2 separate regions of the Homo sapiens genome follow, and region 1 is linked to region 2. The links are chromatin contacts, found by Hi-C or POLR2A ChIA-PET in ENCODE. All regions are on one chromosome and are shown on one strand. The core of a region is the stretch at or near the end of the contact, and the rest is flanking DNA. Distances in the headings are between cores, read along the strand shown.

Evidence for each region. A loop is a pair of places that touch in the nucleus more often than their neighbours do. ChIA-PET counts read pairs that join two places held with the same protein, here RNA polymerase II (POLR2A). Pooled maps may share reads with other maps.
Region 1: a map of gastrocnemius medialis shows a loop between it and region 2 (3-fold over the local background). The contact joins two enhancer-like sites. A Hi-C loop is called at or near these places in 8 of 168 maps with a recorded cell type or tissue (IMR-90, OCI-LY7, aorta and 5 more) and 9 of 50 pooled maps. POLR2A ChIA-PET finds 5 or more read pairs at or near these places in 1 of 52 experiments (OCI-LY7).

Annotation. Positions count from the first base shown.
Region 1 is chr4:100,297,423-100,300,433 of GRCh38, forward strand. No RefSeq gene overlaps it. Among named protein-coding and RNA genes, the nearest start is that of SNORA101A, 96 kb to the right of the region's middle. Within about 2 kb of position 1,754, at least 3 of the 41 ENCODE cell types and tissues checked have a DNase peak (open chromatin) inside an H3K27ac peak, as active enhancers do; they include gastrocnemius medialis, where a contact is called at or near this core.
Region 2 is chr4:100,094,262-100,097,475 of GRCh38, forward strand. No RefSeq gene overlaps it. Among named protein-coding and RNA genes, the nearest start is that of DDIT4L-AS1, 94 kb to the right of the region's middle. Within about 2 kb of position 1,895, at least 4 of the 41 ENCODE cell types and tissues checked have a DNase peak (open chromatin) inside an H3K27ac peak, as active enhancers do; they include gastrocnemius medialis, where a contact is called at or near this core.

The DNA.
Region 1 (3,011 bases), core at 504-3,003, 200 kb after region 2:
CATATACCTTTATCAAAGCCCATCTTCCAGCTTTTCTGTGGAGCTTTCTCTAACAGCCCCAACTGGAGATGATCTCTTCCTCTTATATATTCCAAGCAGTATTTATTTCTTGTTTTTCATTGAAGTACTACTACACATAGTATTTGTTTCTAACTCTTCCTACATTCATTCTGTTCTGCCTTACATTATAGTTGGTTATCTTTATTGGAATCATTCCCTTCTACAAGAAAAAGAGTTATTTGAGGTCAAAGCCTCATTCAAACCAGGTTCTTTGTCACCTTCAGTGCTTGACATAGTATCTGGTCCAAAATATTTGCTTAATACATTCTTGATCTATTGAGTTGGATGGAATGTGTTAGAATTATAGCACCATTTATTTCTAGAAGTCAACCTTAGAAATCTCCACTTTTTGGGAGTGGAGAGAATTAGGAAGAGACCTGTGGGGGAGAAAGAGGGGCCGCAGGGATTCCAAGTGCTTCCCACCCTCCTTTCATTGCACCCTTGCCATTTGTATCAGGCATTCCTTACTTCCAGTTCTTGGACCAAATGGAGACAGAGCTTGCTGGTTGAGAGCCACAGAGCTTACCATACCATAGGGATTTTGGGGGGTGAGGGGTGGGTGGCAAGAGCGTATTCTGCAATATACAGGGAAAATATATTGATTTAATAACATGAGTACAAATTATGATTATTCATTATCTGAGTATTGTTACCTGTGTGACCTACTTTCTTTTAAGACCCCAACTATGTAGATTGTGGCTATAATACTCAGCAGCATTAAATGTTGGTATAAGACACTGTTGTGGGCTGAGTTGTGCCACCTCCTAATATCCTGTTACTTCAGGATGTGACTGTATTTGAAGACAGTAATTTAAAATGATCTTAATCTAATATGGCTGGTGTTCTTATAAGAAGAGGACATTTAGACTCACTTAGAGACACCAGGGATGTGTGCACGCACAGGAATGACCACGGGACAAACACAGTGAGAAGGTGGCCATCTGCAAACAAAGGAGAGAAGCCTTAGGAGAAATCAAACTTGCCAAGACCTCGATCTTGGACTTTTAGCCTCCATATTTGTGGGAAAGTAAATTTCTGTTGTTTAAGTCATTCATTCTGTGGCATTTTGTTATAGCAGTCCTAGCAAACTTATACAGCAAAGATACAAGCATTTTGTTGGTGTAGTTTTTCTAATCCTTCCTTCTCTAATGTTCTGCAGGTACTGCAATGACCTTTTGGTCCCTTTGCTATTTAGAGAAATTCCTCGGGTCTGATCTCAGGTATCCTGAGCACAGTATCATTTCTATGAATATTAAGTTTTGGCAAAATCACATGAAAAACACAATTCTCCTGAGCTAATTGAAAAGCTGGTCACAATGGGGCTACCATTGTAAAAAGCATTTAGAGTGCAACATTTTGTCTATTAAAATTCAGTTCTTTTCAAACCATGCATAACCTTGCCTGGGACACACTCTGAAAGCACTTTCTATTTATGAAGTTTATTGTTCTATTTACTTGAATTTTTCTTCCAAGTTCTGCCTGTGACATTTTTATCTCCTTTTTATAAGGACAAAATAATGGTATACCAGGAGGTTGGTAGAAAACAGACCCTAGAATGATTTTCAACTTTTAACCATGCTCAGATTTCAAGGCCAAGTGACTCAATGTAGCATGCAGAAAGATTGAGTCAGGGCCTGAGGATCAGGCCATGCAGATTTGAAAAAAAAGAAAAAAAGGAAAAAAAAGGACAGAGAGAGATGGGAAATGGCTGGAGTGACTCAGAATTTATTCCCTGGAGTCCAGACCTCCTTGAGTTTCCTTAGCTGAATTCCCGTAGTTAGTTTTGTGTGTGTTTGTGTGTGTGTGTGTGTGTGTGTGTGTGTGCTTAAGCCAGCTTCTAATCTGTTCCCTGCTTTACCATGGAAGCCTTTGTCCCACAGCTGGGGCTCATTTGGTTTGGATTTTCATCTATAAATTGCTGTCAGCAAGGATCTTTGGGAGCTAATTGGTGAAAGTGACCTAACAAGGAACTCCAGAGGGAACCAGAAAGACTCAGAATTTTTATCCTTTTTCTCTTCCCCCAAGAATTTGTGTTACCCTTTGCCAAGGAACAACTAGCTTTGAAGCTTGAGTAATCTTTTTTATTTAAAAGGTAAAAACCACCTTAGATGACATGCCATCAAACAAAACCATGTTTCTTAATCCTGTAGTAGAGAGCAAGGAGTGGCTAGTGTCTGGTATTCAAAGTCCCATTTGGACATACTTCAAAGAAAGACTCCAGGCAGAACGGCTAAAAGCTTTGCCAACACCAGGATATATACATATTTCCAGTTGCTGGGGCCTGAGCTCAGTTCCTGCATCTGAGGAGGATAATAATTGCTGTGCTTTTCATCTTTTTTTTTTGCAGCCTATTAAATGGAGGCCACTTCACAGCAGGACACATAGGTTCACAATAATAATAGCAAAATCTGTAATGATTTGTTTTCCCTTTAGAAAGCATCTTTGCAGTAATCCTGGGACTTAACCGAAGTGCAGAAATTTAACTTGAAATAAAGGAGTCTGGGAAGAGCTCAGGTGATGGAAAAGCAAAACTGGCATCTAAGAACATCTAGGTGTAGTAGGTGTGAATTTCAGTTCACAAACTAAGGCACGCAAACATATAACTTTTAGTTTTTATGTAACAACTATTTTTTATCTCTAAACCTCCATTTTGTGAAAGAAGTGTTATTTCATCTCAGTCAATTCAGTGTCTTCAATGTCCTAATGATTCCTAAATAGCCTCTACCCAATTCTCTGAAATAGGAAGTTTCAAGGTCTCTATTATCCTGTTGGGACTTGGTCATTTGCCTCTACGGCTTGCTGTCCTGATGCACCTTGTGCCTATGTCTAGCCCTGTTGGCTCTGGCTCCGTTGACTACTTGCATGAAGAGTCTGTGAGTACAAGAACTATCAGATCATTTCACAGGGCATGTGAGACTCACCATGTGTGTCTCAACCAGCCATTCAGCCAG
Region 2 (3,214 bases), core at 645-3,144:
GGTTTTACTGTGAGGGCTCTCACAAAGGAATCTACTCATTGTTTTACCTGAAGCTTTTAAAGTACATAACCAAATCCAAACCTATAAAGGTGAAATAGCACTTTTCTAGATAATAAAATTAAAGCCTGAATGTAATCAAGCAAATGCTTATTAGGGATATTTTGTCCACCAGGTGCTATGTCTAATGCAGGTTCTGTTGAGGGCCTCATGTGCTTAATTCAGAGTAAAAACAAACAAACAAACAAAAAACACTAATGTTAGGGCAAATGTATTATTTTGACCAGAATGACATAGATTGGCTGTGTCCACATCAACTAAATAAAGTGAGCAATTATCTGATGAATTGCTGCTGAAGAGAAACACTTGATTCTTTACCACATTACCAAAAGGGTAGATTGACAAATAAAGAAGAATGTATCAGGCTTGAAGGTTGGCCAAAAATTGCCAGTCAATACTCTGGAAGTTTAGCAACAGGGAAATATCATAAGGGTTTATTTGAATCAGCCCTGTCACAGTGCCCAACCCAGTGCCTGGTGTAGTGTAGGCTCTCCGTGAAGGCAGAATCAACGTTGAATGATGTTTTTAAAAATGTTTATAGGCCCACTGTGAACATCCCAGTCTCCCTTCAGCTGAAGTCACTTTATGTTGACTCAAAACAATCTGCCCTCCAAACGAAAGTGTAAAATAAGAAACCAAGGCTTAGACGCTTCAAACACCAAAGCACCCTCTTCTTATATTCCTCCTAATTGTTAGTAGAGTAAGGTGTTTGGCTATTATTAGTCTCCCAGTGCTTACGTATTTGCTGGAAATATGCCTCATCCTCATGTATTACACCTTCTGCATAATCTAGTTTTATCATGTAGAAATTCCAAGGATTTATGAAGGTGAAATGACTCTGAAGTCCCTTGGATGAGGCTTATTAAGTGGCCCATTTCTTCTGAAATTCAGGGAGCTGAACTACAGCAAGGATGGATTGCCAAAATACATATTATGTAATTTTAAGTCACTTGCGCATGACTAAAACCTTAACCATGGTCAACGTAGGAGAAAATGATAATGATGTAATTTATTTGTGCTCACGTTACCATCTCCCCACCCAACAGTGCCTTAAAATAGATACAACGGATAAACTAGTAGAACCCTTTTTAAAAACATCAATGGCCACTTTCAAAGGAAAACAAAGTAAGGAAAGGAAAAAGAAGATCTGAAAAGGAACATTCAAAGGTGGGGTCTTAATTTCATCTGTGCTCATGGGAGACAGGGGGTGACATCATTTGGTAGAGAAGATGTCTGAAAATTCAGCCTCTTGAAAAGAACAATGTCAATCTATTCTCACTTTTAAAATTTGAAAAAGAGGAATGGTAATAACAACATTTACCATTTATTGAGCCTTCTTATGTGCCAGGTTCTAACCCGAACTGAAATCTAAAATAATTTCTCTTGAATCCTTAGAAGTTTGATGTTATTATCCTGATGTGTATGAGGAAAAAACTTAAAGAAGTTAGTATTTGCCTACCCTCCTACAGCTCATGAGTTTTGATGGTTTCTTGAGTTGTTGGGAAGATTTGCTAACACTGGTGGTCTCACTGTGCTTTTTCACTGGGGCATATGGTTATGGGTTAAAGAGTGGTGGCCTTGGCTTAGGGTTAACAAAAGTAATATTAATAGTAGCTGCAAGTTATTGAGTGTCCACTGTGAGCCAGTCTCTTCACGCTTATCATCTCTTAATTTTCACCAAATTATCTGCAAGGAAAGTTTTATCTTTTAATTTTCACAGAGGAAAGAAAGTTGACTGAGGAAACTGAGGTTTATGTTGCAAGAAAGTGATGAAACCAGGATCAAAGCCAGCTTTGCCTGTGTTCTTTCCACCTTCCAGTCCCCGCTGTCCTGTGAGGATAATTAGCAAACGCAGACGTGCTCGCTCGCACAGAACACGCTCCCTCTGGTGGAAGTCAGAGAGGTACACAATGAGGCCCTTGTATGAGTCAACCCTTTCTGGGTTTCAGGAGAATCTGACCTTGTTTCTTACTTTGTCATCTCCTGTTGCTTAGCTAGAGACCCTAAATATGCATCTTCTATTTGTGACTCTGTTTTTCTGTTTTGCTTATTATTATTAAAAATAGCTGACAAAACAAACAGTAGGGCAACTTACAAAATATGAATGAATGACACATACCCACAGTCTCTCCTTTTTTTTTGTTTTATTTTGTTTTCTTTCCCACTTTAGACACTTTGGGTGGTTAGCAAAATCTACCAGAATATATCTTACTTGTTTTCAGGATCTGTCAGAAAATTGTTATGTTGTCTTGGATCCTGAGCCTGCTGTTTTGCCCACACCCTTGTTTGGCATGAGGTGAGACTAGGAATAAGAGAATAAACAGTTGCTTGTACAACATTTTCATAGAGAGGAAGTTATTATATGACACCCAAGCAGAGAAACTCTTCTTCTTAATCCAGGATGACTGAGGAGGCCAGAGCTCTCCTTTTTGCTCTGGAACCATGAGCCTGCATTCCCTCGCTGCCTTTGGCACCTTGGCTTTCTACCTTCATGTTCTGAATATGTTGTGTTTTTCTCTCCCATTATGCTGTAAACTTGGCAATAGTGGGGACCGAGTTCCCTAACTGATTTTATCCTGTTTCTAGTAGTAAAAGGTTTTCAGTCAGGCTTGGTGGAAACAAATATAAAGAAGATAAATAGATTGGATATGAGTTCAAGTACCTGACAAGGAATTTGGACATTCTTTTATAGTCCAGTAGTTCTTAAACTTTTTTTTTTCCTAGGCCAGCGCCTGGGGATGTGATACACTCTGACCAGTGATTATTATCCTCTTTTCTTGAGTGCATGTGAGTGTGTTTTGTGGGGAGGGGAGAAGAGCAGGCACAGGCAGCCATCTAGTAAAAAGTTCCAATGAGAGGCATCTAGTTTTTGAAAAAAAAAAAAAAAAAAAGAAAAGAAAGAAAAAAAAAATCCCTTCATGGCATGTGAAAACCATCCTCCCAGCCCTGACCAGGGCGGTGGAGAGAGTGAAGAGCCACTGAAGTTTTTGAGTGGGAACATGGGAAGATGAGACGTATTTTTGGAATACCATTGTTCAGGTGTACTGGGCTCGGAGTGGGCATGAACTCAGAGATAGGAGGAAACTATAGTCCCTTTATTTTAATGCTGTGAAAATCTGAGCTATATTGTGGATAAGGAGCTGAAGAGGAGGGGTGA